Linked DNA regions of Homo sapiens: region 2 is linked to region 1. Evidence: chromatin loops called from intact Hi-C (ENCODE). Cell type or tissue: HepG2. All regions are shown on one strand. Each heading gives the region's core, and the rest is flanking DNA. Links, peaks and the distances in the headings are about the cores only.

Region 1 (8,000 bases), core at 1-8,000:
TTGCCTGTTCACTCTGATGGTAGTTTCTTTTGCTGTGCAGAAGCTCTTTAGTTTAATTAGATCCCATTTGTCAATTTTGTCTTTTGTTGCCATTGCTTTTGGTGTTTTAGACATGAAGTCCTTGCCCATGCCTATGTCCTGAATGGTAATGCCTAGGTTTTCTTCTAGGGTTTTTATGGTTTTAGGTCTAACGTTTAAGTCTTTAATCCATCTTGAATTAATTTTGGTATAAGGTGTAAGGAAGGGATCCAGTTTCAGCTTTCTGCATATGGCTAGCCAGTTTTCCCAGCACCATTTATTAAATAGGGAATCCTTTCCCCATTGCTTGTTTTTCTCAGGTTTGTCAAAGATCAGATAGTTGTAGATATGCGGCGTTATTTCTGAGGGCTCTGTTCTGTTCCATTGATCTATATCTCTGTTTTGGTACCAGTACCATGCTGTTTTGGTTACTGTAGCCTTGTAGTATAGTTTGAAGTCAGGTAGCATGATGCCTCCAGCTTTGTTCTTTTGGCTTGGGATTGACTTGGCGATGCGGGCTCTTTTTTTGGTTCCATATAAACTTTAAAGTAGTTTTTTCCGATTCTGTGAAGAAAGTCATTGGTAGCTTGATGGGGATGGCATTGAATCTATAAATTACCTTGGGCAGTATGGCCATTTTCACGATATTGATTCTTCCTACCCATGAGCATGGAATGTTCTTCCATTTGTTTGTATCCTCTTTTATTTCATTGAGCAGTGGTTTGTAGTTCTCCTTGAAGAGGTCCTTCACATCCCTTGTAAGTTGGATTCCTAGGTATTTTAATCTCTTTGAAGCAATTGTGAATGGGAGTTCACTCATGATTTGGCTCTCTGTTTGTCTGTTATTGGTGTATAAGAATGCTTGTGATTTTTGTACATCGATTTTGTATCCTGAGACTTTGCTGAAGTTGCTTATCAGCTTAAGGAGATTTTGGGCTGAGACAATGGGGTTTTCTAGATATACAATCATGTCATCTGCAAACAGGGACAATTTGACTTCCTCTTTTCCTAATTGAATACCCTTTATTTCCTTCTCCTGCCTAATTGCCCTGGCCAGAACTTCCAACACTATGTTGAATAGGAGTGGTGAGAGAGGGCATCCCTGTCTTGTGCCACTTTTCAAAGGGAATGCTTCCAGTTTTTGCCCATTCAGTATGATATTGGCTGTGGGTCTGTCATAGATAGCTCTTATTATTTTGAGATACGTCCCATCAATACCTAATTTATTGAGAGTTTTTAGCATGAAGGGTTGTTGAATTTTGTCAAAGGCCTTTTCTGCATCTATTGAGATAATCATGTGGTTTTTGTCTTTGGTTGTGTTTATATGCTGGATTACATTTATTGATTTGTGTATATTGAACCAGCCTTGCATCCCAGGGATGAAGCCCACTTGATCATGGTAGATAAGCTTTTTGATGTGCTGCTGGATTCGGTTTGCCAGTATTTTATTGAGGATTTTTGCATCAAAGTTCATCAAGGATATTGGTCTAAAATTCTCCTTTTTTGTGGTGTCTCTGCCAGGCTTTGGTATCAGGATGATGCTGGCCTCATAAAAAGAGTTAGGGAGGATTCCCTCTTTTTCTGTTGATTGGAATAGTTTCAGAAGGAATGGTACCAGTTCCTCCTTGTAGCTCTGGTAGAATTCGGCTGTGAATCCATCTGGTCCTGGACTCTTTTTGGTTGGTAAGCTATTGATTATTGCCACAATTTCAGAGTCTGTTATTGGTCTATTCAGAGATTCAACTTCTTCCTGGTTTAGTCTTGGGAGGGTGTATGTGTCGAGGAATTTATCCATTTCTTCTAGATTTTCTAGTTTATTTGCATAGAGGTGTTTGTAGTATGCTCTGATGGTAGTTTGTATTTCTGTGGGATCGGTGGTGATATCCCCTTTATCATTTTTTATTGCGTCTATTTGAATCTTCTCTCTTTTCTTCTTTATTAGTCTTGCTAGGGGTCTATCAATTTTGTTGATCCTTTCAAAAAACCAGCTCCTGGATTCATTAATTTTTTGAAGGGTTTTTTATGTCTCTATTTCCTTCAGTTCTGCTCTGATTTTAGTTATTTCTTGCCTTCTGCTAGCTTTTGAATGTGTTTGCTCTTGCTTTTCTAGTTCTTTTAATTGTGATGTTAGGGTGTCAATTTTGGATCTTTCCTGCTTTCTCTTGTGGGCATTTAGTGCTATAAATTTCCCTCTACACACTGCTTTGAATGTGTCCCAGGGATTCTGGTATGTTGTGTCTTTGTTCTCATTGGTTTCAAAGAACATCTTTATTTCTGCCTTCATTTCGTTATGTACCCATTAGTCATTCAGGAGCAGGTTGTTCAGTTTCCATGTAGTTGAGCGGTTTTGAGTGAGTTTCTTAATACTGAGTTCTAATTTGATTGCACTGTGGTCTGAGAGACAGTTTGTTATAATTTCTGTTCTTTTACATTTGCTGAGGAGAGCTTCACTTCCAACTATATGGTCAATTTTGGAAAAGGTGTGGTGTGGTGCTGAAAAAAAAGTATATTCTGTTGATTTGGGGTGGAGAGTTCTGTAGATGTCTATTAGAGACTTAGACTCCCACACAATAATAATGGGAGACTTTAACACCCCACTGTCAACATTAGACAGATCAGTGAGACGGAAAGTTAACAAGGATACCCAGGAATTGAACTCAGCTCTGCACCAAGCGGCAATTCTTTCAAAAAGGGATTGAATTGTGAATGAAAGAGAAATAGTATGGTAGCTTAAGGGAAACGAAAATTGAAATTTTTTAAAAAAAGCTTTTGGAATGCTGGGTGTGGTGGCTCACGCCTGTAATCCCATCTACTCTGGAGTCTGAGACAGGAAGATCACTTAAGCCCAAGAGTTTGAGACCAGCCTGGACAATTTGTGGAAAGACCTCATCTCAGGAAAAAAAAGAAAAAAAAAAAGTTTTTGTTTTAGTGACTTCTAAATACCTCATAATAGTTAAAGAAAATCACTTCAGTAATTTAGTCCTTCATAAACCCAATAAATAGTAAGTCACTTGTTTTCAATCTTTAATGGATTTTTCCAGTGGGTAATATTTTGTATTCACCAGAAAATGTGTTTTTGGCAGTAAATGTTAATGCAGTTTTGGTTGTTTATGATTTTTATTAGTGATTTGTTTTTTGCAAACTTAAAACCAAAAATGGCTAACAGCTGGAAGATTGAAAATACAAACATAAACCTCAGTGAATTAATTGCAGGGATTTCAAGAATCATTTCCAGTATTTTAAAATTTTGGTTTTGTCTTTTCTTTTTGTAAAAAGATTAACTTGGCTACTTTAAGCTCCACTATTCAGATCATAGATAAATCTGTCTTTTATTCTAACCTTAGTATTTACCTTATGATTTTAATGATGAATTTCAAGATGTTGGGTTTTTTCAATGTCAGTAAACATTTTTTACTTTTACATATGTTCTTATAAGTGCCATGATATCACAATTTTTTGTTACATTGTAGAAAAATTTATTTTGTTTATTAAAGCAATTGAAACTTTAGAATATTTTAATTTTTGAGTGATTATTATAGTATTGTTTTCTTTTATCTTTAAGGACTTCATGATCTTTTATTTTTCTTTGTAAATGTTTATGGTTTACAAAGCATTGCATATATATTTTTATCATTTATTCTTCATAGCAACCTTGTTCAGTGTTGTCACCCCTACCCTTTATAGGTGAGGAAGCAGGCTCAGAGAGGTGGTAACTTGCCCAAGACTATAAATGGAACTGGATTTCCAAGGCAAAGTTCTGCAACCCGGGACACTGCTGGTTCTAGCACTACTGGTGGTGAACATTTATTATTAAAATCATACTATCATCATCCCTCTACTCATACCATGGTCTTCCCTCTTTTTTTGCTCAAAAAAGTAGCAGTTTTGTTCTAGGTTTCCAGATATGTCATTTTAGAAATTGACTAACTTTCCTGTAAAGCCGTTGTTTGCAACCTGCTGAGATTTTGCCCTACCTTCCACCACTCCCTGCAGGGACATTTGTCAATTTCTGGAGAAATTGTTGTTTGTCAAAACTATAGAGGTAGAGGGGAGGCTGGATGCAGTGGCTCATGCCTGTAATCCTAACACTTTAGGAGGCTAAGGCTTGGAGGATTACTTGAAGCCAGGAGTTCAATATCAGCCTGGGCAACAAAGTGAGACCCTGTCTCCACAAAAAATTAGCTGAGCACAGTGGTATGCACCTGTAGTCCCAGCTACTTGGAAGCCTGAAGCAGGAGGATTGCTTGAGCCTAGGAGTTTGTGGCTACAGTGTGCTATGATCACACTGCTGCACTGAAGCCTGGGCAACAGAGCAAGACTCTGTCTCTTAACAAAATAAAAAACAAACAAAAACCTGTGGAGGGCAGGGGACGCAGGTGTTACTGCCATCTAGTGTGTAGAGACCAGGGTGCAACTAAAAGATGTACAGGGCAGCCCCTGCCGCAAAGAATGACCTGGCCCAAAATGTCAAGGGAGCCAAAGTTGAGTAACTCCACTGTGAAGAATAAGACTTTATTTACCCATTCTTAACCTCGAAATCCAAACCTCCATCTCTTGTATATCTGTAATGTTGTTCTTTCCCCCTCGCCCCCAAGTTATTTAAAATCTTGTTTTTGATGTAGCTTAATATAAAGGTGATTATCTTTCATAGCATAGGAATTACATGGTGTATTGTTATTATTATATGTATTAATAACATGTATTATTGTTATTAAGAATTTACATTAGGCCAGGCTCAGTGGCTCACGCCTGTAATCCCAGCACTTTGGGAGGCAGAGGCGGGCAGATCACGAGGTCAGGAGTTCGAGACTAGCCTGGCCAACATGGTGAAACCCCGTCTCTACTAAAGATACAAAAAATTAGCTGGGCATGGTGGCATGTGCCTGTAATCCCAGCTATTTGGGAGGCTGGAGCAGGAGAATCGCTTGAACCCAGGAGGCGGAGGTTGCAGTGAGCCAAGATCAGGCCACTGCACTCCATCCAGCCTGGGCTACAGGGCGAGATTCCATCTCAAAACAAAACAAAAAGTAATAATAATTGACATTAATACTGCTCTAAACATGTTATATATAGATTAGAGTTTTCTGAAGAATAGTTTATATTGCTGGGTGGGTGAAGAAAAATAACATCAAAGCACAAATATTTTATTTCAAACCAATATTTTTAATGAAAATTTCCCTGTTTTCTGATTTTACATATGTTGAATGCCAATAAGAAATACATAAAGAACTCTGAGCATTTATATAGAGCTTTCGGTTTCTGTCTGTTTAATTTGATGCTCTGCTTATTCAGTTATACTAGATGTGTTTCTCAGAGTTATCCAGTCCATACGTATTTGAAGAGACAATTTGGTGTAGAATTGTTAGTGTCCAGGCTCTTCCAAGCAAGGTCTTCCAAAGGGATATCTCAAAAATATTCCTTAGAGTTGAAGTGGCAATGTTATATAGCCTAACAATTTTCATGCTATTAAAAGCTTATAATAGCGGATCATTAAAATGCGAGTTACAGATTTTATGAAACACTACACGTTTTTACAGAGATTTTTAAATCAGGTAATAATTAAAAAAAAAAAAGCATATGCTATAGCCCCAAACCAGCTCTTATGAGTAGCATTTATCAAGTTGGTAATGAACATTTACTGAAGGCTTTATTTTAAGAAATTAGTTTTAAACATAAAGACGGGCTCTAAGACATGATAAGGTAATTTCAATAAGATTATATCAAATCATACTTTAAGATGATTAAAAATATTACAGTACTACCCAAGTTACTAAAGAATAAGAATAGTGTAATGCACTCTTCACATTACTGTCTTTGTTAATTCTGTTTTTCTAACAGCAAATGAAAGAGCACAAATTTTGCTAAGTCAAGCATTCCATTTACAGTACAGTTCTTTTTAAAATATGCTTGATAACAAAGTGTTAAATACCGAATATCTTACTTTTTTGTTATGAAGAAAGGAATGGTCAAGCATGAGATTTATGTAAGATCATTTGTACGCAAAAAGAAACTGCAATAGATGCTTGTTTCTCTCAACCCTTATGTATCAATAGTTTGGCAAAATTCCGTTGAAATTTCTTGTCATAAAATAAGTCAGTGGACTTACCACTTGAGAATAGATATTTGCTTGTATATATAATACTACCATTATTAATAGAGTTCAAGTATTCCAAATGTAGGGATTTTTGAATCTTATATTAAATGGACATTACCAATTACTAATTATTACATTCCAAAGTTCCCAAGCTGAACGCTCATTCTGCTCAAAACACAACGAAATGTTGCAGGTTGCATTTCCCAGTATTTCACCGGGTTGTTGAATAAACTTATTGCACTGTATAAAGATTTCTTCATCTTTGGCACTGTTGGACAGAAGTCATTTACTCCCACTCTTGCAATTGAATTAGAATGAAGGAAGATTATCTGTTGTAGTAGGAAAAAAGAAAGGATTAAAAATACCCAGTAAATGTAAACGGAAGATACTCTGTAGTCGCCATTTGTTTGTGGGTTTATTCATCTGTTTATTTTACATTGGCTTGAATGTATTTTCAGGTAAAGTAGATGTACTCACTTATGCATGTTAAATACCTATTATAAAAACTCAAGCTCATGTGTTGTACACAAAAGTGTTGGGGAAGGACTCCCGCCAGGGCCCAGAGCATACTGCCTGGTCACATGGGTCGCTGTCTCTCTCTCTCTCCAGATAGATAGATAGATACATACATACGTACATACATACATATATACATAAATACATACATGCGTAATGTTTACTTTTATAAACATACATATTTTTAAATATACATATTTATGTGTATATATATGGTTACTTCAGTGCCATATTTACAATAATGCATTTAAAACATTAGAAATGATCAGAAGAATGAAATTTAATGCTCTAAGAATTAGGCTCACAATTTGATTGTGAAGAATTATTAGCTAGCATTTTCTGTGACCAAAGGAGAATTTTTCTAAGTTGTTTTGTAGAAAGATCTATCAACATCCTAAATGCAGAATTGTAATATAGCATCAATAATTGAAATCACTTGATCTTATGTACACCAGTGGACAAGTCACAATTTTACAGGCCGTGTACATGTCTTTTTAAATTAAATTCTTACTCAAAAAGTATGGTAAATAGAGGAACTTTCCCTCATTCCCTTTAACAGCCCTTCTAATTTCTTCTTTGGCCTTTTTTGGTAACAGTGAGATTTCTGGGAAATAAAAGCAATCTACTTAACTGACAGCATTTTTGTGTACTGAAGAGCAGAAGTCTTTTGCTGGCCAACGTGGGATATCCTCCCTGGCTGTTGTTACCTCTAGATTCTGCCTTTATGTCTTAGTAAGACTGATATGAGACCAATCATGAAAATTCTAGGCATTGCTAAAACATTTAAGTTTGGTGTTCAGTCCCCCAGCTGCTCAATATAAGTGCAAGGTATAGTTTACCATAGTACTGATCTCACTGGGAATGAAAACCTGCTGGACATCAGTGTGTTTACTTTGTGGACATTCATTGAAATATATGCTTATGACATGTGTTCTTCTGTTTGTGTTATAATTCTATTCATTTAATTAATGCTAGCAAGAGTATAGGTAGATTTAAGAGAGACCAGAAGCTGGAAGCAGAGTTGTGGAGCAAATTAAGCAGAAATGACATCAGGGATGGGGCAGCTTGAGAGAGGACGGACTCAAGTTGTAGTCACTGGCTAAACAGACATCCAAATGCAGCATTTGGAAAAGTCAAAGCAAAAGTTGTGATCTTGAGATTAGCACCTGCCTATATTACATTCATTTTGATGGTTTGTATCTCAAAGGAGTACAGTGAACGAAACTTGTTTAAAGATACACCGGAAAGAAAAAGAGAAGAGGCAGAGTGGCTTGTTGCCCAGTTTTGTTCTCAAGCTCCTTGGAAGATGAAAACTTTTGTTCTTGGGAAGATCTAAATCTTTATTAGATTCTCCAAGGAATCTGTGGCCCCT
Region 2 (16,066 bases), core at 3,620-11,619, 270 kb before region 1:
TGGGCAGGCTCCCTGCTCCCCCTGGGGTACAGATGACTCTGTGAGGAGAAGGGGCCAGGCCACAGCCAGAAAGGAGGAACAATGAAGTATGTGGACGTGGACAGGAAACCAAGAAGCCTGGGGCTGGCTCCCGCTGGGCAGGCAGGTGGGCTGAGCTCCCTCCCACTACTCAGTTAGCTTGCCGGGCAATATTGAAAACAGTGCTGCCAATGAGCCCTTCCCACGGGCCAGGGGGACTCAGGGCTCAGACTAGGGGGAAGGAAAGACCTGGTTCTAGTTTTCAATCTATCATTTTGCTAGCATTGTGGTCTTTGCCAAACATATCCATTTCCAAGGGCTTGCCATAACACACTGCCACCACCTTGGTGGCTTAGAAGCAACAGAAATGTATTCTCTCACAGTTCTAGAGGCCACAAAACTGAAATCAGTGTGCTTCCAGGGACACACTACCTCCAAAGGCTCTAGGGGAAGACCCTCCCTTGGCTGTTCCAGCTTCTGGCGGCACAGGCATTCCTTGGCTTGTGGCGGCATCCCTCTCCTCTCCATGTCTTTCTGCACATGGCCATCTTCTCCATGTGTGTCTCTATGGCCTCTCCCCCTCTTTTAAGGACACCAGTCATTGAATTTAGGGCCCACCCTAAATCTAGGATGGGTTCATCTTGAGATTCTTAACTAATTACATCTGTAAAGATCCTACTTCCGAATAAGGTCACACTCTGAGGTTCCAAGTGGACGCCATCCTTCCAACCACCTCATGGAGGAGGCCTTGGAATCCTCACGCAGCTGATGAGGACCCAGGCTCAGGAGGTGAAGAGAACATCCCAGGTCACAGGGCAGGCACATGTGGTGGAGCAATGTCTCTCATTCCAGGGTCCCAGCACTTTCCTCTCTGCCCTACAGTGGTGTCTATGCAAAAGCTCGGCCCACAGATGTCAGCTTAAGAGGCTACCACCTGTGGGAGAGGTTGTGGAGGCAGGGTTGGCCTTGGAGTCGCAACACCTGGGCCCAGGTTGTACTGCCTCACTTAGGCTAGCCACTTTTCCTCTCTGGGCCTCAATTTCCCCACCTATAAGATGGAACATTACAGAAGGTTGAAAAGGATTTTCACACCATGTATCTTACTGTGAACTTATGTCCGGAATACATAAAGAGCTCCTAGAAGAAAAAGACAGACAACCCAACAGAAAAATGAGAGGAGAAAAAGAACTTGAAGGGAAACTTCATAAAGATATCCAATAATAATAAACATACAAAAAATTTTAAGCCAAAAACTACACACTCACCAAAATGGCCAAAATCAGAAAAGATGGAAAGGAATAAAAGTTGGTGAGAAAAGAAGCTCTCATCCTCTGCTAGAGGGAAGGCGGTTTGCTATCCTCTGCCAAAGCTGAACACACAGACACATCTTTTTATCTAGCAATTCTACTCATAGGATTCTATGCAATAAAATATATTCATCTGTGTCCCAAAGACAAATACAAACATGTACATAGCACAGCTACTTATAATACCTCCAACTTGGAACCTACTCAAATACTTATCCAATGTAGAATTCAACTCACACAATAGCGCGCTGTCGAGCAGTGAGAAGAACACACCATAACAACGTGTAATAGTATGGACAAATCTCAGAAATACACTGTTAGGACACAAGAGAGTGCTGACTGTAAATTCCACTTACAGGAATTTCAGAATCTACGGTGTTAAAAGTGAAGGTGTTTGTTACCCTTGGGCGTTAGTGATAAGAAGGAGGCACATGGGTGCTTCTCGGGTGCTGGTAACATGTTGTATCAGTGTGGGAAAGTTCACCAAACTATATACTTATTAATTATGTACTCTTGTGTATATATATTATGCTTTAATAAAAAGTTTAAAATATATTAAAAAATGCTGTTTGAAGATCCTTCCAGCAGATGTTCCTGCTGAGATGCGCTGGGGAAGGGGCTAGTCTAGGGGAGACTTCTGAGGGATGGAGCCCAGGGAGGACACTCAGAGGAGAGGAAACAGGAATTCCAAGGGACACCACAAAGAAAGCAGAGGCAACACAGAGACCCGTCCCAAGGGAAACTGAGGCCAAGAGAATATGCAAAGGAAGAGAGGAAATGACCGTACTCACTTTGCAGATGGACTTTCCTGTCGAGAAGTCCCCCCCCACACAGCATCTCCTCGTGCAAAGCTTAGGTCTCGCCTTTGCCAGTTCTTTGCCCATATAAGGTATTACAGAGTGTGTTCTCAATGAGGCCCACCTTGCCCTCCTGGAGATAGAAGGGTGGTGACAGTTGCACTGAATAGATAAGGGGGAGATCAATGACATGTCCTGTAGGTTAACTAAGAAAGTTCAGGCTACTCTGAGCCCCTACTCTGTCTGACTGCTAACCACAACCCCCCAAACATAGGTTTTCTCAGAACTGCTGAGCTTTAACTGCTGCTTCACTCTACTACCCATCCTTGATAAGCTTCTCTTCTTTTTCTCAAACCTTTGCACATAGTCATCCTATTCCCTCTACCTCTCTCATAGCAATAGATCACACCTCTCTTATTCTACAAGAGGCAAATCCCACCAACACATGACTCATTTATTGGAACTTAGCAACTATTCACTGACCAACTTACTCTTTCATGAACCATCCCATCCATTCTCCCTCCATCTATCACTAACCTTTCTTCTCCACCCATCATCCCATCCACTCACTCACCCATTCCTCCATCTACCTATCTTCCCACACCTACCCATTCATCCACTCACTTTCCAGATATTTGCCCATCCATCCATCCTTGCAGCCATCTCTCCATCGAGCCCTCCATCTCTCACCCACCTATCCTCCTCTCCACCTACTGACACATCCACCCACTGACACATCCACCCACTCCATCTGTCCACCCCTCACCAATCCTTCTATCTACACATCTATCCAAACATCCATCTACCAACTCAAATATCATCCATCAATCCATCCATCCATCCACTCATCCCTCCACTTATCCTTCCATCCATGCAGTCACCCATCATTCTAGCCATCCATTATCCATCCATTTATCCATTCATCCATCCATCCATCCATCCATCCATCCATCCATCCATCCATTCACTAACACAATCACTGATCTATTCACTCATCTATTCAGCTATCCTGGTGCTGTCTTTTACATGCTAATGATATAGATAATTTTTAGTAGAAAGTGACAGATTATATGAAATAATAAATTAAAAAATATTTTAGATTAAGTGATATGAAGAAAATAAAACAGGAAGATGTGATAGAGGGGGTTGCCTATTTTAGCTCACATGATTAAGTAAAACCAAGAAAAAAAACTGAATAGTAAATGTAAAGAAGTGACTCCTGCAAAGATGAGAATGACAAGCAAGCTAAGAAAAAAAAAAAACAGCAGCTAAAGGCCCCGAGATAGAAATAGCCTTGAGATGTTCAAAGAGTACCCAGGAGGCCCAAGAGGATGGGGTGGGGTATGTGAAGGCTGCAGTAAAAGATGGGGTATGTAATGGCTGCAGTGAAATATGAAGAATGGAAAGGGTGCATTGGAAGGTGGGATGTGTCATGACTGGAGCAGGAGATGGGGGATGTGAAGGGTGCGGTGGGAGGTGGGGGATGTGAAGGGTGTGGTGGGAGGTGGGGGATGTGAAGGGTGCGGTGGGAGGTGGGGGATGTGAAGGGTGCGGTGGGAGGTGGGGGATGTGAAGGGTGCGGTGGGAGGTGGGGGATGTGAAGGGTGCTGTGGGAGATGGGGGATGTGAAGGGTGTGGTGGGAGGTGGGGGATGGGAAGGGCGCGGTGGGAGGTGGGGGATGGGAAGGGTGCTGGAATTGCAGGCATGAGCCACCACGCCTGGCCATGTGTCTGGATTTCATTTTGCACAAATGAGAAGTTACTGTAGAATACTGAACCGGGAAGTGACATGACTAATATTTAAAGTAACACTCCGACACCCACATGGAGCCTACAGTGGGGGCACAGAAGAATGGAAGCTGGGTGACCAGTTCCGAAGCTACAGGCAAGAAATGGTGGTCTATCAGTGTCATGCAGCACGGTGGTACCAGCCCAGGAGCACCGTTTGGGATATTAAAACAAGTATATGTTGCCTCTACCCTCAAGGTATAACCAGATGTATGTGTGAATGCTGGGGACCAGCCAGCAGATGATCAGGGAGAATCCCCTCCATCTGGCAGTCAAAGGCCATGGATGCTAGCAGAGCCCCACTCAGTGAAGACATATTCTATCAAAAATACGTACAGCACCTCTGTTGAGAAATGCTAACCCTACACATAATTAAATATATGTTCTTCCTTTTTCCCTTAACATCATACCATAAGCATTTCCCTAAACTGTAAACACTCCTTTCTTCAATAAACACTCTTGTGTATAAATCTTTGCTTACATTTCTTTCCTACTCATCTAACGATGAAAACACACACAACTCTCTCCTCTGTTATTCAGTCACGTAACAAGACTGTGAAGTAGATGAATGACCCAGGTTAGGATAAGAGCAACATGAGGTTCAGAGAAGGTCAAGAGTTCTACGTCGCAATCATTCTAACTGGATCATGCAGCCTCAGACTGCAGAGCCACCATGTGTTTTCTCTCCACTCTTCCCAAGCACCTTCCCAAGCAAGGGACGATCCAAGTGTTTGGTGGTGACCTAGAATGGGCCAGCCCCCAAGCATGTCTTTGGAGTTCAATCGAGTCATCTTAGTCCCATGGCTGACTAAAACCTTAAAATAGTGGCTCACGCCTGTCATCCCAGCACTTTGGGAAGCCAAGGCAGGCAGATCACCTGAGGTCAGGAGTTCAAGACCAGCCTGACCTACATGGAGAAACCCTGTCTCTACTAAAGATACAAAATTAGCCGGGCATGGTGGTGCATGCCTGTAATGCCAGCTACTTGAGAGGCTAAGGCAGGAGAATTGCTTGAACCTGGGAGGCGGAGGTTGCAGTGAGCCGAGATCATGCCACTGTACTCTAGCCTAGGTGACAGAGTGAGACTCCGTCTCAAAAAATAAATAAGTAAATAAATAAATGAATAAATAAATAAAACATTAAAAAGAAGAACCATGAAGACTCAAAGAACCCAGATTCTGGATTCTCAAAAGTTAAAGATTCCCAGACTTTCAGAGCCTGGGACTCAGGGAACTCTAAAGCTATGGGATCACAAACTTTCAGAAGTAGAAAGGCCCCAGCGTGGTGGTCCTCACCTTACCGGTCATGGAAATGAGGCACAGAGGGCCAAGTCCAGTGGCTTCCTCTTTGCCTGGCTAAGCCATCCTTCCTTCTTCCCCTCTGCCTCCCTCTCCTTCCCCTCCCTCATCCTCCCGCCTCTCCCACACCCCTCTTATGGTCTTCGGTGAGCATTCCCCAGCCGGTTATCCAACAGGACACGTTACTGGGCAGCTGCATGTCCCGGGATGGGAGGCAGACAGGGACAATGTAGGAAGTGAAGTTCATAGGCAGGTGCAGCTGCAACATGGCAATGTCACTCCCAAAGGGGTGGAGCTTCTCAAAGTCTGGATGGGTGATGATCCGGTGCACAGACATCTTCTGGGTGTGCTGGGTTTGATGATACAGTTGGATGTTTCCCAACAGAACCTGATAGTTCTTCGGGGCCTGGGATTTGCTGGAGGAGGAAGGGCCCATTTTTACCATTCTCTGAGAGTGCGGGGCAGCACTCTCTTTTTACATCCACTTGTAACTGCCCACACACCTCTGGGTCCTTCTCCCCTGACATGATTCTAGGCAGCTTTGTATCCCCCTTTCTGACAGTCAGGAGCTCTTTTTTTTTTTTTGAGGCTAATGGCTATTCTACTCACAACCTCAGGACATATGGCTTCCCCAGCACACCCTTGAATCAGAGGAGCAGAGAATCCTAGTGCCAGGAAAGTCCTTGACAGAGTCATCAAATCCAGCCCTTTTATTTTACACAAGAGGAGCTCTGGCTTAATTCTGGCTCCAGCCTGATCCTTCCGAAGGCTACCTATGACCTGCTTCCTGGCCTAACCACCTTTCCTGCTCTCCCCAAGGGTGTCTTCCCCACTGTTGTAAGCACTCATAAAGGATTTGTTCAATGCCCAGATGAGTGCATGAAACTGATGCTCTTCTTGTTCCTGAACACAAGTAATGAAACTTCTGACCTTTGTGACTTTGTTCACATGGGTCAGCTGCCAGGAAACCCCTCGCCACACTCCCCATACCAAAGCCTCCCCTCTGGCAATCCCCTGCAGCTCCTCATCCTCCCTCAAGACTACAGCATCTCTCTGGATGACCCTGCCTCGGGTCAGCTCTTCTCACTCACTCTGGGCTTTCTCTCCTGCATCCTGCTTGTTGGAGCTTGTGCCTCGCCTTCCCATAGAGACACCTTCACTTGGGGTCTTGCCACACTCTGTGCCATAGAGGGTCTTGGGTGGTGTGACACCCAGGAGATGCTCACGGTGCCCAATAGTTGGAGTCTCAAAGCCACTAGGTGCCCAAGCTGACTCCATACCTGGACTGTGATGCCTTCCTCTCCCTCTGGGTCCCTCCATGACTGTTCAGAAGCTGGGCACTGAGTCAGGCTCAGGAGGGCCAGAGGAGTAGCACCCCTGACTGTCCATGTCATTCTCCAGGGTCAGGGGGCCCCACTCTTCCCACCAATACATGCAGCCTGGCACAGCTCCTTCCAGGCATACAGTTTTACAGAAAAAAAGCATCGCCTGGCTGCTGGCTACCTGCAGAGTCCCCAGTCCCTGCCTGGAGTCTGACTCACAGGAGCATGGTGCACACTGAAGAGAAGCCCTGCAGGTGGCCAGCACAGACACTGCCAATGCTCTCACGCATGTCTGGGTTGAGCAGACAGACACAGGGGCCAGGGAACTCCCTGCCAGAGCTGAGGATGAAGGATGAGGAGGTTCTGGGCAGATGGAGGGACAGTGGGTGGAGAGTGGGGAGGACAGTCCTGGTGGAGGGGACTACGGGTCAACGGCAGGCACTGCATCAGTTTGGTGGCAGCAGACTTCCCCAGAGCAAAGCCCAGAGGAGAAAGACATAACCCCCCCAGCCCCCTAACCCTCGTCCCTTGCATCTTCCTCCCCATCAGCCCCTCTGCTGGGGCCCAGGGAGGGAGGACTCACTTGAGAAAGCAGTGGGTAGTTGATACCAGCCAGCAGGAGTCGATGAGGACAGCTCCACAGAGGTGCGAGCCCCAGTAGAGCAGGCTGGCCTGCCATGGCCACTGGCCAGCTGCTGCGTCCCGGCCACCATAGATCTTCCCCACCACCTTAGGCTTCCCACACACTGTGGAGACACCCCGGTCCACCTGTTAGAGACACTAGTGGTGCCCATGAATGCCACCCCAGTGAGGCCTCTGCTCTCTTCACAGATGGGAAAACCAAGGCCAAAGAATAGGTGACCTGGCCAAAATGACTGAGGGCTACTCCAGCATCTGCCTTCTATGGCCACTAGCAGGACCAGATGACAGAGTACAATTGAGCAGGCTCTGTGGGAATGAGGGACCAGGGGTCTGGCAGGCAGGGCAAGGCTGACCCAGGGTGGCCACAGCAGCTCATCCGGACCTGCCAAGGACTGGTGGACTGGAATCCAGCCCTGGGACTTTACTTCCCTCCATCAGAACACCTGCATGCCTACTTTGCAGATCAAAGAACTGAAGGTCTCGGGGGTGTCCAAGTGGCTGTGCCCACCCCCGCACCTCACTCCAGTATCCCAGGGAGAGAGATTCTCAGGCAGGAGTCTGTTGTGCTGTGTGACTTGGGGAAACTTGCTCCCTCTCTCTGATTCTTGATCTTCTATTTTTAGAAGGTGAGAGGGGGTGGGGCTGATGTGGACAGCCTTGGTTCTGAGACTCACAGCTGGGAGGGGGAGCTGCGGGCCTGGACCCCTGAGGGGCAGTGTCCTGATCCCTGGCCTACGCTTCCAGGCCTCAACAAGGGGACATGAGACCCCAGGGCCCACCCCACTCCCGGGGCCCAGCAGCAGTCCCGGTGCTGTCTCCCTCCACCCAGCCCCGGCACCAGGCACCAGGCCCTGGCACCCCGTCCAGTTTCGTGGGCCCCACACCCAGTCCTGGGACCAAGAGCGGGAAGCCTGACCCACCTTGCTTGATGTCGTCTCTGGAGCCACCTGGCTGGGAGGGAAGGAGAGAGAGACAACGGATTCGGGTGACTTCCGGCCCTGGCACCAGGCCCAGAGCCCCGGCCTTCTCCCCACCGCCTCTAGCCTGCAGTTCCCCCATCTCTCCGCAGACGCCTGCCTCTCCCGGACACTCCTTACCTCATCTGGTCTTGCCGAGCCCTCGACCCCCTGCCCCCGTGGCCCAGTGGCCCCCTCAAATGCCCCCTGCCCCCTGCCCTCTGCCTCCGAGGCCGGCTCGGCCCCACACCCTCTGCTTCAAACGGACCTTGGGCTCTGGCTGCGGGCTCCCGGCCCTGCTGCGCCCCCAAGCTCTCTCTGGCCTCCCCCGGAGCCTGCGAGGGGCTGGCGGCGCGGGACTGTGGGGCAGGGGCGGCCTCTGGGCTCAGGAGCAGCAGCGGCAGCAGAGACCAGAGCAGGGGCCCCGGCTGGGCTCTGGTCCGCGTTGACCCCACACCCATCATCGCCTGACACGAGGACAGAAGGAAGGGGAACTGGAGCTGACCCTGACCCCCGAAACAGGCGGTGACTCCTGGCCCTGACTCCTGGGAAACAGGTCCTGACCTCGCCCTGACCCCAGCCCCAGACAGGCGCTGAACCCGTCCCTAACCCCCTCCCAAGACAGCCCCTGACCCCGCCCTGACCCTCCCCATGTCCGACCCCTGAGACCCAGGAAGCAGTCTTTTGCCAAAGAATTCCTTAGGCAGCGGCAGGTTCCAGAACAAAGGAGAGGGTGAAAGCTGCGGGGAGCCTGTCAATCCTTCTTTCCACTACAGAGCCAGGTGTCTGGGAGGACCTATGGTGCGCTGCCTAGCCCACCGAATGAGGCAGGGACAGAAGGCGCTATGGCTGTAGGTTGCCGTCACTGGGCCAGTGTAGCCATCACCTGGCCCGGCTGTGAGGCCCCATAGGCAGCTGTCCATCTACAGTGTCTGGCAGGTTTTTGCTGGTCAGCAGCTGAGCTAGTGCCAAGAAGGCCTCTTTCTCCTTGGGGAACATCAGCAGGACAACAGCGACCTGGCTCACACCCTGGCAGTAGCCCATGTCCTGCAAGAGTCAAAGTCACTGCGCTAGAACCTCACCTGGCAGGGCAGAGGTCACCTGGGAGGATAGACCTCACCTGAGAGATCTGAGGTCACCTGGGAGGCCTAAGGTCACCTGAGAGGCCCCCATCTCAGGCCTTGCAGGATTTGACACTAGGCACCCTTCTCCTGACAGAATAAGCCCAAAGCACACAAAATAAAGCCTGCTGCCTAGAAAAGAGACAAAAGAATGTTGTGTTTGTTTTGTGCTAATGCTGTTTAATTTTGTAGCAAACCCTGACAATGCAACTGAGGCCCTTTTAAGATTGTCTGCCAAGTAAGTAGTGAGATCTTCAGGGCACCTCAGTTTCTACATTATTAGGGTAAAATCTACATACAATGAAATGTAAGTATCCCATGTATACGTTTGATGAGTTTTTATTTCCATCCTGGTTGATTTTTTTAGTTTGCACACACGAAAGTTCAGTCTCAGGGCTGTGCAGTTCCATGGATCTGAGCCAATGTGTAGAGTCTCCCATCCACCACTCCAGCAACAAAAGGAGCAGTTCCTACATCCGCAAGGTCTCCCATGCATCCCCTTTGGAGCCAACCTCTCCCCACTCCATCAGCTCCTGGCAACCACGGATCTGTTCTCCATCCCTATGGTTCAGCATTGTCCAAAATGTTCTATGAATGGAATCATATCACGTGTGCCTTTTGCGTCTGGCTTCTTTCACTTAGCAAAATGCATCTAAAATTCATCCATGTGGCTGGGTGCAGTGGCTCACGCCTGTAATCCCAGCACTTTGGGAGGTCGAGGTGGGTGTATCACCTGAGGTCAGGAGTTCAAGACCAGCCTGACCAACACAGGGAAACCCCGTCTCGACTAAAAATACAAAAATTAGCTGGGCTTGGTGGCACATGCCTGTCATCCCAGCTACTCAGGAGGCTGAGGCAGGAGAATCAACTGAACCCGGGAGGAAGAGGTTGCAGTGAGCTGAGATCGCACCATTGCACTCCAGCATGGGCAACAGAGCAAGACTCCATCTCAAAAAGAAGATTCATTCATGTTACTGCATGATCAATAGCTTGTTCCTTTTATCACTAAATTGAATTCTGTTTTATGGATATACCACAGTTTGTCCATTCCCCTGTTGATCATTTTGGCTGCTTCCCGTTTTTAATGACTAGGAACAAAGCAGTGAATGTTGCATGCAGGTTTTATGTGGACATACTTTTCAAATCAGTTGGGTAAATATCTATGAGTGCTTTCGGGTTCCATGGTAGGCGTATACTTAGCTTTGTAAGAAACTGCCAAACTTTCTTCCAGATGCTGTATCATTTTGCATTCCCCCAGCAGTGGATGAGAGTCATTGTTGCTCCACATTCCCCCAGGCCCCGCCTTTTCCCTCCAGGCATCTGTGAAACGCACAGTGCACACCCAGCTGCTCTGGCCTGGCCCCCAGCCTCACCTCAGCACCATTTCCTGCTGCATCACTCTGGCTGCAGCTCAGCGGCTCTTTCCCCCTGGCCCTCTGTCCCCACCCCGCTCACTGTTCACTGGGTGATATGGTTTGGCTGAGACTGGATAATTTAATTCCATCTCAAATTGTAATCCCCATAGTCCCCATGTGTTGAGGGAGGGCCTGGTGAGAGGTGATTGGATTGTGGGAGTGGTGTCCCCCAGGCCTGTTGCCATGTAAGATGTGCCTGCTTCCCCTTCCGCCATGATAGTAAGTTTCCTAAGGCCTCCCCAGCCATGCAGAACTGAGTCAATTAAACCTCTTTCCTTTATAAATTACTCAGTCTCGTGTGGCGACTTTATAGCAGAGTGAAAACTGACTAATACACTGGGCCAGTTCCTTGTCTCTCTGTAGATCTGGGCTTGCATATGCGTACCTAGGAGTCCCTTCTCCTCACACTCTCTGTTTTTTGTGGGTTGTTGTGGCTTTTGTTGTTTTTGAGACAGGGTCTCATTTCGTCGCCCAGGCTGGAGTCCAGAAATGTGATCACCGCTCACTGCAGCCTCAACCTTCCAGGCTCAGGCAATCCTCCTGCCTCAGCCTCCCAAGTAGCTGAGATTCTACAAGTGCATGCCACCATGCCCAGCTAATTTTGTGTGTGTGCGTATTTTTGTAGAGATGGGTTTTACCATGTTACCCAGGCTGGTCTCCAACTCCTGGGCTCAAGCGATCCTCTTATCTTGGCCTCCCAAATGTGGAGTCTTAATTAGGGAAAAGGAGTCAGGCTGGTGGGACCAAATCAAAGCAAAGAGATAAAGCAGATAAGCTGTAAATATGCTTTTCTTCACGGTTCAGGACATATAAACAAAAAGAGAAAGCAGAAGAATTATAGGTCTGTTTTTCCTTATTGCCCAGGACATACAGACCTCCTGAACAAACAACATACATAACTCTCAAATTTCTGCTTAGCATCAAATGCCTCAATTTATCAAACATCCTGGCTGACAGAAGAGTGCAAGTTTGCAAGTTAGTTCCCAAGTTCCATTCTATAAAATCCTCAGCAAGCATTTGTTTCCTGGCAGTTAGCTTCTCTCTTGCAGGCTGCCCATTGCCTTATCACAATGTATTTTCCTACTTTCTTTAATACATCTGCCTTTCTCTACCTACAGCTGTCTTGGTAGTTTCTTTTACCTCCACGCCACCAGCCCAGATAGTCGTTGCTCCCCGGTGACACTTGGGTGGCCCATACGGGGACTCTCTCTCCTATTGGGAAACTCTCTCCCCTCTCTCTTTTCATTTCCCAACTCAGGACCCTTAGCGGACAAAGTCTAAGCACAGAGGCAATTGCAGGTCTCTGGTCGGAGTGACACGCTGGTGAGACTGAAAGGTGTCTGTGTGGAAGCATCTAACCACCACTGCCCATTCAGGTGAGAGACCTAAGGGTTTTTTTGTTGTTGTTGTTTGCTTTTTTTCGGTCTTTCAGAGGCTGGCTTCTAGTATCTCTCTGGCAACTGACAGTAACTGGCTGGAGCTACTCCCCAGTGTTCCCTGAAAGCCAAAGAGTGAACAGGGCTAGCTATACCACCTATAAGGGTGAAAGGCTCTCTCCTATATGTTCTGGCTAGAAGTCCCTAACCCCTATGTGTAACATGACTGACAGCAGAATAGATTTTTAAATCAACTTTATTAAAGCATACTTTATATACTATGAAATCCACTTATTATATTTTAGAGTTTAATGAGATTTGACATAAGTATGTGCCAATGTAACCATCACTACAATCCAGGTATGTCATATTTCTACCACTTGAGAAGGTTCCCTGTGCTTTCTCCAGTCCATCATGGCCCACTTCAACCTCACCACCCACTGGGAAAAAAAAGAAAAAGAAAGGAAGGAAAGAAAAAAAAAGAAATATGGTCCCAGACAAGCATTGATCTGCTTTAGATGTCTTTTTTTTTTTTTTTTTTTGGGATGGAATCTCACTCTGTCGCCCTGGCTGGAGTGCAGTGGTGCGATCTCAGCTCACTGCAACCTCTGCCACCCGGGTTCAAGCGATTCTCCTGCCTCGGCCTCCCAAGTAGCTGAGATTACAGGCGCCTGCCACTGTGCCCAGCTAATTTTTGTATTTTTAGTAGAGACAGGGTCTCACCATCTTGGCCAAGCTGGTCTTGAACTCCTGACCTCGTAATCCACCTGCCTCGGCCTCCCAAAGTGCTGGGATTACAGTCATGAGCCACCATGCCCGGCCTAGATGTCTTTTTCATACAAGTTGAATAGTAACACAGGTATATTTAGGGATCTGGCTTCTCTCAGCATAATGTTTTGGAGATTCATCCATGTTGATGAGCAATAATAATTATTCTTTTTTCCCTCTGAGAAGTAGTACATTGTAAAGATATAACTCAATTTATTAACCTTTTCACAGACATTTGGATAGCTTTAAATTTTTTATTGTTATAAATAAAGCTGCTAGGGGCATTCCTACATAAGCTTTTATATGGACATATGCTTTCATTTTTTTTCCCGGTAACAACCTAGGAGTGCAATTTCTAGGCTGTTTGGTAAATATATATTTGATTTATAAGAAATTGCCAGCTGGGCATGGTGGCTCACACCAGTAATCCCAGTACTTTTGGGAAGGCAAGTTGAGAGGATTGCTTGAGGCCAGGAGTTTGAAACCAGCCTGGGCAACATAGTGAGACCCTGTCTCTACAAAAAATAAATAAATAAATAAATAGTTTTAATTAGCTGGGCATGATGGTGCATACCTCTAGTCCTAGCTACTTAGGACGCTGAGGCAGGGCGATCACTTGAGCCCAAGAGTTTGAGGTTATAGTGAGCTATGATTGCACTACTGCACTCTAGCCTGGGTGACAAAGTGAGACTCTGTCTCTATTTAAAAAAAAAAGAACTTGCCAACCTGTTTTGGAAAAAGATTTTATCCCTTTGCATTCCCACCAGCAGAGTTTTTGTATGCTCTGAATTCTGTCCAACACGCTGTAGTATCAGTCTCTGAAATTTTAGCCATTTGAATGATAGTATAGTAGTATTTGATTGTGGTTTTAATTTGCATTTTCCTGATGACTAATGATGTTGAGCACGTTTTCACATGGTTTTTTTGGCCTATTTCTCTATCTCCTTTTCTGAAGTATCTATTAAAGACATTTACCTTTTTTAATTGGGTTGTTTTTTATTATTGAGTGATAGAAGTTCTTTATATATTCTGGATACAAGTCCTTAGTCAGAAATAAGTTGAATGTTTAGAAATAAAAAATGCATGGCCTGAAATTAATATTTATTATGGGCAATAAATGGCAGAATAAAAGATTAGTGAGCTTGAAGACACAGGATTAGAAATTACCTAAAATGAGAAATGACACAGAGGGAAGAAAAGAGTAGAAAACAGAGAATCAGTGATGTGCATGGGACAATTTAAAGGGGCTTAATATAAATTTAATTGAAAACTCCAAAGGAGGCAGGGGCATACAAAAATATTTGAAGAAATTAAGGCAAAACATCCCCAAATAATGAAATCCATGAACATACATATCCAAAAATCGCAAGAAATGCAAAGAAAACTACACCATGCACATCATAATCAAATTACTTAGGCTGGGATCTGTGGCTTATGCCTATAGTCTCAGCACTTTGGAAGGCCAAGGCAGGAGGATCACTTGAGGCCAGGAGTTGAAGACCAGCGTGGGCAGGTGGTGAGACCCCATCTCTACAATGCAAAATAAAAAAAAAAAAATTACTTAACCAGCTATAAAGAGACAAAAGGAACTAGGAAAAAAAAGGAAAATTTACAGGGAATAAAAAATAAGAATAAGGGCTGGGCATGGTGGCTCACGCCTGTAATCCCAGCACTTTGGGAGGCCAAGGCAGGCAGATCACCTGAGGTCAGGAGTTTCAGACGAGCCTGGCCAACATGGTGAAACCCCATCTCTACTAAAACACATACACACATACACACATACACACACACACACATACACACATGCGCACACACACACACACACACACACACACACACAGAAATTGGCTGGGACCTATAGTCCCAGCTACTCAGGAGGCTGAGGCAGGAGAATCGCTTGAATCCGGGAGGCTGAGGTTGCAGTGAGCCAAGATTGCACCATTGCACTACAGCTTGGGCAACAGAGACAGACTCCGTCTCAGAAAAAAAAAAAAAAAAAAAAAAAAAGAATGAAACAAACTTCTTATCATAAACAATGGAAGACAGAGGGCAATGGAACACTGACCTTTAAACTACTAAAAGTTTCTAAAAAGCTGTCAGCTCTAAAGTAAGGGGGTAGGGAGACAATAAACATAAAAGCAGAAGCCAATGATATATAACACAGAAAAAGAGAGAAAATTGATTTTTTAGGACATTAATGAAATCAATAGAAGAGAGGAGGTGGAGCAAGATGGCCAAATAGAACCTTCCAGTGATGGTCCCCCTACAGGAACATCAAAATGAACAATGATCCACTCAAGAAAGTACCTTCATAAGAATGAAAAAATCAGATGAGTAATTACAGTACCTGGTTTTAACATAATAATGACAGAGGCCTGGAAGAGGGTAGGAAGGACAGTTTCACATTGCCTACAGCATCCTTTTCCTAACCCCAGGCAGTGCAATACAAAGAGAGAATCTATGTTCTTGGGGGAAGGAAAGTGAAGTGAGTGTAGGACTTTGCATTGGAAATCAGTGCTGCCCTGTCACAGTGGCCCATAACACAGGGCAAAATTCTGCTGGTGCCCAAGGAGGGAGTATTTGGACCAGCCCTAGGTCAGAGAGGAATCCCTCATACCAGCGGGAGGAAACTGAGTCCCAGCTGGCTTAACCACCAGCTGACTAAAGTAGCCTTCATCTTGAATAAACATCAGTGGCAGCCAGGTTGTAGTGGCCATGGGCTTTGGATGAGCCTCAGTACTGTGCTGTTCTGGAAAGCTGTGGGCTTCAAGTGCCATTCAACATGGAGCCAGCTATGGTGGCCATGGGAGTGCCTACATCACCCCTCCTTCAACTCCAGGTAGCTCAGTGTAGTGAGAGACTCCTGATTAGGGGAAAGAGAGGGAAGAGAGTGACGAATTTTGCCTGGTAACCCAGGAAATTCTCTCTTATCTTTCCCAAAGCCACCAAGGTCACATGTCTATGAGTCTACAAGAGTTGCAGCATTCCTGGACTTAGGGCACTCACAGTGCTAAAACAGCTAACAATGACCACAGGCTTATGTAACAACACTCAATCCCATTTCAATTACTGAAAGCCTTCTCAAAAAGGATGGATACAAACAAGTCCAGACTACAAAGACTGAAATAAATACCTAACTCTTGAATGCTCAGATATCATTGAACATCCACAAGAATCAAGAGCATCCAGGAAAACATGATCTCACCAAATGGACTAAATAAGGCACCAGTGACCAATTCTGGAGTGATTAAAGATATG

Evidence for each region. A loop is a pair of places that touch in the nucleus more often than their neighbours do. Peaks named below come from ENCODE experiments on the same cell type or tissue, not always from the same donor. Only the 100,000 strongest peaks of a DNase experiment are listed, where the experiment ranks them.
Region 2: a loop joins it to region 1, with 14 times the contacts of the local background. A loop is called at or near these places in 2 of 110 quality-filtered maps.

What each region holds. Positions count from the first base shown.
Region 1 is chr9:92,451,045-92,459,044 of GRCh38, forward strand. All of the region lies in intron 5 of CENPP (centromere protein P), which reads left to right. It overlaps ASPN (asporin), which reads right to left. Exons shown (of 8, transcript NM_017680.6): 8 at 5,161-6,441. The coding sequence ends at 6,244. Among named protein-coding and RNA genes, the nearest start is that of ASPN, 27 kb to the right of the region's middle. In HepG2, for the core only: a CTCF peak has its summit at 4,407 (motif pointing left); no DNase peak of the experiment used is centred there.
Region 2 is chr9:92,181,405-92,197,470 of GRCh38, forward strand. It overlaps the pseudogene PRSS47P. Among named protein-coding and RNA genes, the nearest start is that of LINC00475, 48 kb to the left of the region's middle. RefSeq lists enhancers at 6,072-6,271, 7,317-8,060. In HepG2, for the core only: a CTCF peak has its summit at 8,167; a DNase peak (open chromatin) is centred at 8,167; H3K4me3 peaks cover 780 bases; H3K27me3 peaks cover 348 bases.